Linked DNA regions of Mus musculus: region 1 is linked to region 2. The links are chromatin loops, found by intact Hi-C in ENCODE. Cell type or tissue: left cerebral cortex. All regions are shown on one strand. Links, peaks and the distances in the headings refer to the core of each region. The heading gives the core; the rest is flanking DNA.

Region 1 (5,375 bases), core at 163-5,162, 200 kb before region 2:
ATTAGTGCTTCCTCAGCAACCCAGGACAAAAGGCAAAAGAAGCTCTATGCTGATGAATAGTACCCTGCTCAGGGCCGCCTCGGCTCCCTCCAGCATGGCTCTGATTCTTGGTTTTATGTCCCTGCTAACTTCCATAGGCTAAGATGGTTGCCTCATGTTAGGCTGGATTCAAGGAGTTCCCTAGAGAAGCTAGTTGTAGCTAGGAAGCCCCCCCCCCCCAAAAAAAAAAAAGAGATGGGCTAGGGGACTGGGAAAATGGATCAGTTAGTAACATGCTTCTGTACAAGAATGGAGACATGCTGCTGACTGCCCCCCCACACACACACACACAGAGACACACACCTATGTAAAAAGCCAACCACAGTGGAGCATTGTAACCCCAGTGCTGAGGAGGCAGGGACAGTGGGATTCCTGGGCTTTACTGGCCAGGCACTCTACTCTAATTAGCAAGCTTCAGAATCAGTAAGAGACCCTGCATTAAAAATAAAGGATTTAGCATTTGAGGAAGACACCCAGCATGGAAAACACACACACACACACACACACACACACACAAACACACAGAGTTATCTGTCTCTCCCAACTAAGGCAAGCTTCTCAGCACCAATCTCAATGTCCTCTCTGAATGCTCACTGACTGACATGTGACTAGGCATAACAACCTCTCATCAGAAGCATGCTGAAAGACCGAGCATGATGCTTAGAGCTGACCAGGCGTTGGCACTATGGGTGTAAGTGATGCTTTCAGAGGCAGGGGCATCATCCAGGTTTTACTAGAAAACCTCCCACTTTCCAAGAAAGAGTCTGATGTGCAATCTGCTTCTGGAGTCCCTGCATAAAGACACTGTTATTTCTGAGACAGCCTAAAACTTTAATGTGTCTAAGCAATGTAGTCAGGGGGCCCTCCATGGAATTCCCCTGGCTTCCTACAGGCACTGATCCTCATTGGGCTCTGGCACCATCACCTGAGTTCCCTCCTTCTTGACTGCCTAAAGAACTGCATGATCTACTAAGGCTCAAGGACCATCATGGAAGATGGGCAGAAAGAACACAAGAACAGGAAGAGGGGTGGAGTACTGTGGAGCACTGTCATCCAGGCTGGCTATAGGGCTGGTTCTGATGCTAAGGTCCTGTTCCCCAATTGGTTCTTGATTTAGCAGTAAAGAAAACATGGGCCAATTGCTGGACAGAAAGAATAGGCAGGACTTCCACATCCCCACAGGCAAGAGAACGACACAGGAGAGAGAGAGAGAGCTCACCATGTGAGATCTCAGCTATGTGAGATCTCAGGTAAAGTAGCCACTTCTATAGGCAGGCAGTTGGGGATGTTAGGCTATGGCTAAATGTAACTGGGCAACTAAAGTTGAGGGCAGGTGGAGATGTGCAAAGCTAAGAGTATTGATTGTCTTCTCCAAGAAGACAAGTTGAAATTGAACAATGGTGTATGTCTGTGATTTTCCATCTGCAGATCCAATATTCTCTGGGTAGGGGCTGGTAGTTCAGCCATTCCCAGAGTTAAGGTGGGGTAGCAAAAGCTACACACAACTGCTGGCCATTGAATGCTCAGCAGCAGTAGGAAGCTGCACAAGACCTGTACAAGATTGGCCCATCAGCCTTTCATCAAGGACCAGCAATGAGGATCTGATGACAATCGAGTGCTGCTGAAAGGGGGAGATATGTTCTTCAGCAATTTAGTCATCTCCAGGTTGCCCATGCTCCTGTAAAAATCCTCTCACCTATTCCCCTGTAAGCAACATAATTAAATTCATCACACCACCATAGAAAGTACACAAAAGTGTAAAGACTAGTGCTGGGGGGGGGGTCAGCAGGAGTGAGAGGCAATGAGAGATGGCAAGGGGGTGGCATATGTATATATAAATATTTATTATATGTATATTAGATAAATATACATTATAATATGCATGTGTGAAACATCATCATGTGGCAGTCATGGATTGGAGCCCCACCCCATTTATAAATTCCCACACCCCTATCTATTAATGCCATCTCCCTTATGGTTTAAATCTTCAACATCCCCCACAAGATTACATATTTGCATGTTTATCGTTCTCTCCCACCTCCTTCTCCATCCTCCCTGTATGAGGAGCCCCTGCCTCATGCTCTGGCAGCTGATGAACTCTGCCATGCCTTCTCTGTCATGGTCGACTGAAACCCTCTGATGATATGAGCTAAAACTTTGTTTCCCCTTTTAGTTCCTTCTGTCAGAGATTCATGGCAGAGCAGCATAAAGGAAGATGATATGGCTCTGTCCACACTGTGGGGTTTGTCTGTCCATGCTGTGGGGTTTGTTCCCAATTGCATATCTTTAAAACAAACAAACAAAAAATGTCTCTCTTCCACAATCAGAAAATTCAGGCTACCGACCTGAGAGGAGAATGTTCACTTTCCTTCAGTTTTTGAAAGTTAACTTCCCTTCATTCAGTCAGGCTGTGCTTTGAGTTTAGCATGCTGAACTTTCTCCTCTTACGCCTCTACAAGCAGCCCAGATCCTCATTTTGATGCTTCCTAATAGCCCAAAATATCATTTTCCCAACCACACACTGGGAGTCTTACATCTCCTAACATCTTTCTGGACCACACCATCTCTCAGATGACTCTCGATTCTTTAGACAGCAAGTGTTGCTATTCTGATGGAGCTTCTCCAAGCACTTCTGTCACAGTTCCATGGATCGATTCTAAAAATTTCACTAAGGAATTTTCCACTACTCCATGTGCCACATTATGGAGCAAATAAATAGGAAAGGGCTTGTAAAACAGACCCTGAGGTGTCTTCTCACCCTGCTCCTGCACTCTGAACTCATTGCCACGCCTCACCAAGCAACAGGGTTCTCCCTACCTGAAATCATCTTCCAAGCATGTTTTACTTCACACCCTAACACCACCTTTTGCTGAATCCAAACCTGCTCCCTTTCTGTCCCATAGGCCAGATAATGAGCCATCAACCCCTTCAGTCATTCCATCCTAAGTGTTCAGTCAGTGGACATTTTCATTACTACACAACTAAGCCTGAGATAATCAGCTATAACGAAGGAAGCTTTACTTAGGGCCGTGGCTTCAGAGATTTTTTGTCCATGACTGATTGATCCAATTGCTTTGTGACCTGCAATGAGACAACAAATACAGAGGGAAAGTGTAACAACAACAAAACCACTTACTTCATAAACACACAGGTGTGCACATGTGCACCAAGTGACGTTCTTCACCTTCCACCTTTCTTTGTTACAGGATCTCTTTGTTCACCGTTGTGTATGTCAAGCTACCTGGCCTCTATGAATTCTCCTATCTTCACCGCTCATCAACACTGTAGGAATACTGGGATTACAGACATGTGCTGTCATGTCCAGAATCACTGAGTTCTGGATTTGGAACTCCTCTTTTCAATGCCTGTATCACGTCATAAGCACTTTATCTACTTAGCCACCTTTCAAGCCCTAGACCTATCTCTTAAATAAATGTTCCATTACTTCCCAACAGGGCTATCCTTGGGACTCAGCCTTCAATAAATGGGATTTGGGGGACCATTAATGATCTAAATTCTCAGATGACAGAAGCACGAAATTTACCTTGGAGAAGAATGCACTGAGAAGGATAGTGCCAATCCCAAGGAACCCCAATTCCTTGACAGACACAAAAGCAATGTGGCCTGTGCATGTACAAAGAGGTGCAAAAGAAACCTAGACTGCATTTCCCTGCTGTTCACTCATGAGCCTGTTCAGCTCTTAGACGGTAGGCTTGGGTAGCATCCTAATTTGACTTTTATTGCTGTGATAAATGCACTGACAAAAAGAAACTGTGAAGAGAAAGGGTTTATTTTGGATCACGATTTCAAGTTACAGTCCATCAGTGCAGGGAAATCAAGGCAGGAGCTTGGAACAGCTGGCTATGTCACATTTGAAGTCAAGGGCAGAGGGACATGAATGCATGCTTGCTAGTGCTTGGCTCACTTTCTCTTCTTTCACACAGACCAAGACCTAGCCTAGGGAATGGAGCCACTCACTTTTCTGTTGGGTCTTTAATTAAAACAATATTCTACTGACATGCCCAAGGCCAACCTTATCTAGACACTTCTTCATTGACGTTACCTTCCAAAGTGGTTTTAAACTGTGTCACATCAACAAAACCATCACAGTTAGAAACATCTCCAGGAAGAATGCGTGCTTGCACGGCCATGTATGTGTCAAACTCTTCTCTGTCTCTAGCTGTTTTTTGTGACAATGAGCATCAGCCGTATCTTACATGGAGAAACTGAGACACCATAAGATGATTTGTTTGTGGCTGGATAACATTTTCATGCCTGTCCAAGCTCTCCAGCCAGACATGAGAATCAAGAGCATCAGGGCCTTGATAGTTGGTGTGATTTCTGTGCCTAGAGGCTGCTGCTAACAAAGGACTCTATACATCTCTGGGCCAGGAAGATCTACTGATTTGAGTCACAGCTTCTAATCAGATGCTCTCCTAAAGAACAAGTGGCTTATCTTGGCCATGTTCACAGAAGTGCCAAGTATATGATCTTTGTATTGGAGGGATGTCTGTGTGCAGAAGTAAATAAGAAACAGGACTGAGATGTGGATAAAGTGCTTGCTGCACACACAAGAGAACTTGACTTTGGATCTCCCGAATCCATGTGAAGCAGACACAGCAGCATGTGAATATGTAACTCCTGCATTCCTAGATTAAGCTGGGAGGTAGAGACAGGAGAACCCTCAGACGCTTGCAGCCACCTAGCCTGGTGTCTGCAGTATCAATGAGACCCTCACTTGAGAACAAGGTAGAAGGTGAGGAATGATACCTGAGGTTGCACTCTGATGGTGCACTCACACTGTGGGGCGTGTACTCACACTCACATGAGCACATTATATATACACAGGATAAAAGGAAAATGGATCAGCAGAAGATGTTGAATAAATTCCAGTTCCCTGTGTGTGTGAGTGTGTGTGTGTGTGTGTGTGTGTGTGTGTGTGTGTGTGTGTGTGTGTACATACCTCTGAAGTGCTGAAACAATAAGCAGATACCACCACACAGTTTCTACATGGGTGCTTGGAATCAAGTTCAAATCTTTGTGTTCCCACATTCAGCAGTTTACCAACCGAACCATCTCCCTAGTACCCCCAGTCACCCCGATAACAGCTCCGAACTGTTTAGGTCCCCTAAGGACCTAAAAATGATCAAATAAACCAAGCAGCCTCTCACTTTACAAAATGCAGTCCGTTAGTTCGTCTTTCTTGTCTTTCAGTACCAGCCAAGCCTGAGCTCAAAGCAAGGACCAAAGCTTTGTGTCTTTGACTCCTAACATAAGCAGCAGTGACTAGCTGCTTTTTTTTGACAAGTAAATAACCAACAAATGAGAGAACGCAC
Region 2 (5,375 bases), core at 177-5,176:
GTCTTCATCCCTGCCCCCTCCCAAGCCCTCCCAAATGGTTCTTGAGCTGAACCATTCAGCGAGACTGGTGCCAGCCCGGAGGATTTTAAAGCCAGTACTACCTAAAATCAAGGAGACTCCGCACACTTCTCTAATATATATGTCTCTTTAATCAGGCTTCCCGTTTGTCTTCTTACACAGAACCCTTCCCAAACCCTAGCACCCAAACTCCAATTTGGACTCAACTCCTCTCTGTGGCGCGGAGGCGGGGTATTTAGAATTAATTTAGTTAGACATTTCATCTGACACTTTATTTTGGCCTCCTCCCTCTTTAGTTTTCTCCCCTCCTTAGAAGGTTTGGGGACCCACTGACCTACTCCAGTCCCCACCTGTCCGAGTGACTGCTCCGCCTGGATCCGGCTCGGTTCGGTGCTTAGAGTGTTTGCAAGCAGGAGGAGGATGCGGGGTGGGAGTGAGCGAGGAGGGGCCAGAGCAGCTTCCGGGTTTGCCGTAGTCCCCCGTATCGGTTCCTGCTCCCGCAGAGGTCTAGACCCGTCTCGAAAGTCCGAGACAAAAATTAAATAAATAAATAAAAATCAACGAGAAAAAGAGGGGAAAGGGGGGGGGGGGGAGTGAGGAAGACTGCAAAGCCCGTGTTCTTTTTCCTTGTCGAGGTGGGGGGTCTGTCTTCCTCTTCCTTCCTTCAGCACACATAGGGACGTGGGCTGTCTCCCGTCTCTGGCTCTTCTCCCACTGACCGGTAAGGAGGAAGAAATCCGAGAACCCGCTCCCAACGCCACCAGGCTCCAGGCCAGCGCCTTCCCGTTTCCCTCCCCACAGGCCGGCGGTGAAATCGCAGCCTCCTTAAACCCTCCGGAGCTGCAGCGTGGGGAAACTCTTTCCGGGCAAGGTGCTGGATAAACCGCAATGTCTGTCCATTAGAGATCGGTGCGGCAGGGGTTACTGGCTGGGAAACCCGAAAAGTTTTGTTTGGGAGGTGAGCACGTCAGGAAAGAAAAGCTTCAAGAACTTGAGGGGTATGGTCAGAAAGAGGTCTCCTCGGGTTCCTCCCCACGCCCCAATTCCTTCACTTGGGTCAGAGTCACTGCACTGTGGAGACCTTTCTGGACCACCTTTCTGCTTGGCCTGCTCCAGCAGAACTGGGGGGTGTTGGGGTGTGTTTGTGTGTGATTCTCATCATAAAGGACTTAGTTTGAATGCACATGTATGAAAGTGTATACCTCGAGGAGTTGTGCTTGGTTTATGCTTGTGGGCAGTGACAATGGGTCCATGTCTTTATAGGCTAGAAGCAGGATTTGCGCGTGTCTGTGCGAATGGAATGAACGATCTCCACTTGTACGCTTCTACGCGTTCGCGTGCAGTTTGAGGAGGGTGTCGCGTTTGCGTGCACTTTGAGGAGGGTGTCGAGGTTATCTGTAAGTGAGAGCCCTAGAAGCCCATGGAAGAACAGGCAAGGACCTTGGACCCCTTACCCAGAGTAGCTGCTGGAGGCCTAGACTTTTCTTTCCTCCCCAGCTCCCCTATGACTGTCTTTGAAAATTGCAAAGAGGCTGCTTAAATCCAGATTAAAACAGTCACTGACTTTTTGGGTTTTAACGGAAACTCAACTCAGCAACGATGGACTTGAATTGTGTGTGTGGAGGGCTAGGCAGTGTATTCCAAGGTCAAGAGCAGAAGAGACCTGGGAGATTTGGGTAGGCTCAAAGACACTCAGAGACGGGAGAACATAAGTCACCTCCCCCAAGGAGGCCACTGGCCCCAGGGCTCTCCAAGCACTGGTTAGCTGCCAGGAGGAGCCTTGGACTGTCTTTGGGTCTAGGTCCCAGGAGAGGACAAGGAACTGTGGTCTCCAGTAAGGACCCTATGCTCCATTCATTCCTCAAAGTTTATCACTTTCTCCCATGTGTGCCTAGTGGAAGCTAGGCCAGTCTTGGTGATGATGCGGGCAAGGGGAGGAGGCATTCTTTAATCCTCTGAAGACTGTCCCTTCTTTTACAGCGGTACTAGAACTTTCCAGACTTGAATGGTAGTTAGTGAGCCAGGAGTTGGGGGATGTCAAAAAGGAGAAAGATGGGGGTAGAGGAGTAAAAGGCAGGCCCCACGAAGTTCCCAGACCACCCCTCCCTGGGCCACCTAAGACATCCGTCCCAAACCTCAAAATTATTATTCAAAGAAGTCAAGAGTGTGATCTCTCAGCGAGCAAAGCAGCCAAGCCAAATATTATAGGCAAAGTCGATAATCAATGGACAGATTAAGCAACCTACCTCTAGGACAATGATCTCCACAATTGAAAAGGCACGCACTTTCCCTCTCCTCCCCTCCTCCACACAAAAGGGGACCCAAGGAGGCTGGGGCTGGCAGATGAGGGAGATAGCTACTGGTCTGGGAAGGGGAGTTTGTTAGCTGAGGGACGCTCACACCTCCCATGGGTGAGCCTAGCCTTCCTGGAAAGATATTCGTTGGCCTCTGTTAAGGTGGACCGTGAAAACTCTCCACACTGTACAGCTAGAACCCAGCTTCTAAGGTCTAGGCTTTCCAACCTTTCTGTAATCAGTGGGAGAATTCCCTCCCCTTCTCTGCTTTTGGGAGGGCATCCCTTAGGCGAAGGGGAGGGGAGGAGGATTCCCTGCCATGTGTGGTTTTTTTTTTCCTGTGAGAAATGTGCCACCTGTCGACACATCTGGAGAACTGCACGGGCGCGGCTGTGAGCCAGGGTTTGAGTTTGAGTCAGGTGGCTTTTGATATCTGAGAAGAGAAAGACTAAATTCCCTGGAAAAAAAATGATTTCTGTCGGATCTTCCCATCTAATAGAGGCAAAATTGGAGGGAAAGAGTCCCCTAAAAATTCTTAAATGACAATAGATTGCACTTGGTTTGAGCTGTGCTGTGTGACCTGGGAGGTGACACCAGTTGTCTCTGAGTCTCCCTTTCCTTTTTTTCCAAACGCAGAGGAGTGGAGTGGATAGATCTGCTTCCAATCCTGACTTTGAATCAAACACTCACCTCAAACATTATTATATAGCCAGCATGTGTCTAGTTTTTTTTTTCCTGTTTTTCTGCTCTAATCTCTTGTATATATTTAATGTAGAACCATTCCAATTGTGTCAGAGCTTTCGCAGTTACCCCAAGCTTCCATCTGAGTGGAGTCTGCAGTAGCCAGAAGAGAGTGTCAGATGCCCTGGCTGAAGCCACAAGTGATAGCTGAACTTGGGTGCTGGGAACCAAACTCAGCTCTCTAACCACCAAACCATCTTCCAGCCCCTAGATTAATTAGTTTTAATGCAACAGGACTTTGCTGACTGTGCACGATGTCCACTGAGGACTTTTGTTATGGACACCCAATGGCTATGGGGTGGGGGTGGGGGTTAAATGAGAAGACACCGCCCAGGTGGCAGTCAGAAGGGCAAGGCTGGCAGAGACCAAGGCAAGACAGAGAGCAAAGACCTACTCCGCCCCCACCCTCTGAGGTCATGAGATCCCTGTTAGACAGACAGGGAGCAGAAGAAAAGAGAGTGCAGAGAGCCAGGGAGGATGCATCAAGCCTCAAGCTGCTTTCTCTCCCCTTTCCGATTTATCAAAATTTAGAAATAGGATGTGGGAAGGAGGCTCAAGTATGACCGCAGCGCTGAGCTTGTGGAAGTTTGAGAGTGGCACCAGCTCGCGCCAGCAGGGACCCAGGGACTCCAGCACTGTGTGGCTGGGGCTGAAGTCGGGGATGCCCCTTCCAGGAGCTCTGGGCAGCAACTAACCGGACAGAATCTCCCTGGGCAGACCTAGTAGCTTTGGTTTAAAGGTCAGATCTAGATTTGAAGCACAGGGTGACTGGGGTGGCTAGCCTGCTCACAAAACCTTCACAGGGAGGCTCCTTTAAAACCTCACAAACCTGGGACTTTCCCTGTCACTGTCAGTGTAGAGGAACCCTGTCAGGTTCTCCCCAACCCTGAGAGTTCCATTCTGAGGCCACCTGCTCTCCATCCTCCCCCCACCCCCTGCTCTGCTCCCATAGGGGTTAGATTGTGGGCATCACATAGCTTGAGGATGGTGACTTCCGGTCTCATTTAGATACAGTGTGGGTCCCAGAAGTCTGGTCACTTGTCCTCCACAGTGGCCACCTGGTCACCAGCTGAGACCTGAGGGAACAGAGAACTCTTTGGCTGAGTTTTTGTGGTATCTCTATGTTTGGTGGTCCTTGTCCTCTACACCCGGCTTGTGACACTACAAACCACCCGGATGGCAGCCTTAGCACTTTAGGATCAGCAGTGACTAAGAGGAGCCTTGAAGGGACCCAAGAGCAGCTGGTATTTACTCCCTGCAGTCCTCAGAACCCAGACGAAGCAGATGGAAGAAGGATGTTCGAGCTTGGGCACAGAGAACCATCAAGAACCCAGAGACTGCCACTCATGCCCCACCTTCCTCTGTGAGCGACAGGAGGGTTTTCTTTACCCATGCTCAGAGGAGAGATGAAAAGATAGAAAGAACGTGGAGACAGAGAGGCCTAGAGATGAGAGACAGGAGAGGCATACGGGTGGGGCGGTTTGACTATCACTCCTTTTGGAAGACTAACCAGTAAGGCCGGGCTTGCTCTGGGCCTGACATACCTCAGAACAGTACAAGACCCACTGTCTACAGTGGCAGAAATTGACTGAGAGACATAACCAGGCCTAAGGGCATGCAGATGGGGACATGTGGCTCTGCAGACCCATGCCAGTGATAGGACTTACGATCCTGGTTCCAAGGTCATTGACTCATCTCTCCAAGTCATTAGTCCTTCCTCTTTTCACAGGTCCAGCTGCCATTGTAGGCTCCAGGAACAGGACTGAACAATGGGCCAGGGACCTCCCCAATCCATCACAGGCACAAACACGGATCCTACTCCCTTCCCCATTCACACTGCTGTCTGCTTCTTTTCTTGCGAATGGCCTCCAAGATCAGAGGTCCTGAGGGCTGCGAGTGGGTTGACCAGAAATACTCCCTCTGAGTAGACCCCCCAGCTCACAGTGGGGTTCCCTACTGCAGGACTACAGCCAGGACCCAGATTTTTCCCAATGGGTTTCTGAACAACAAAGGAATCTAGACTTTCTAGACCCTTCTGGACAATCTTGTTCCTGCAGCTGTCCATTTGTCTGTCAGCATCTTGCATGGAATACCTGATGCCTGGAGACCTCCCGGTGGTGAGTGGGCATGAGATAGGGATGAAAAGACACTCAGGCTGCAAGCAAGGATGACACCAAGGCACAGCTTTACCAGAAGACCCAGGTTACACAATTCAGGGCACCCCATCTGTTCCCAGGACCTGGATCAACCCAGAATCAGTGTGGGTGGAGCTTCTTTCTCTATTCTGCTACCCGAGAGGGTTCAGGGCTTTCTGGGCAGAGA

The links. A loop is a pair of places that touch in the nucleus more often than their neighbours do. Peaks named below come from ENCODE experiments on the same cell type or tissue, not always from the same donor. Only the 100,000 strongest peaks of a DNase experiment are listed, where the experiment ranks them.
Region 1: it touches region 2 in a loop (2.1-fold over the local background); 4 of 42 quality-filtered maps call a loop at or near these places.

What each region holds. Positions count from the first base shown.
Region 1 is chr1:120,796,416-120,801,790 of GRCm38, reverse strand. No RefSeq gene overlaps it. Among named protein-coding and RNA genes, the nearest start is that of Gm29345, 7.0 kb to the left of the region's middle. In left cerebral cortex, for the core only: no CTCF peak of the experiment used is centred there; a DNase peak (open chromatin) is centred at 2,671.
Region 2 is chr1:120,592,020-120,597,394 of GRCm38, reverse strand. No RefSeq gene overlaps it. Among named protein-coding and RNA genes, the nearest start is that of En1, 7.8 kb to the left of the region's middle. In left cerebral cortex, for the core only: CTCF peaks have their summits at 819 and 2,682; a DNase peak (open chromatin) is centred at 2,648.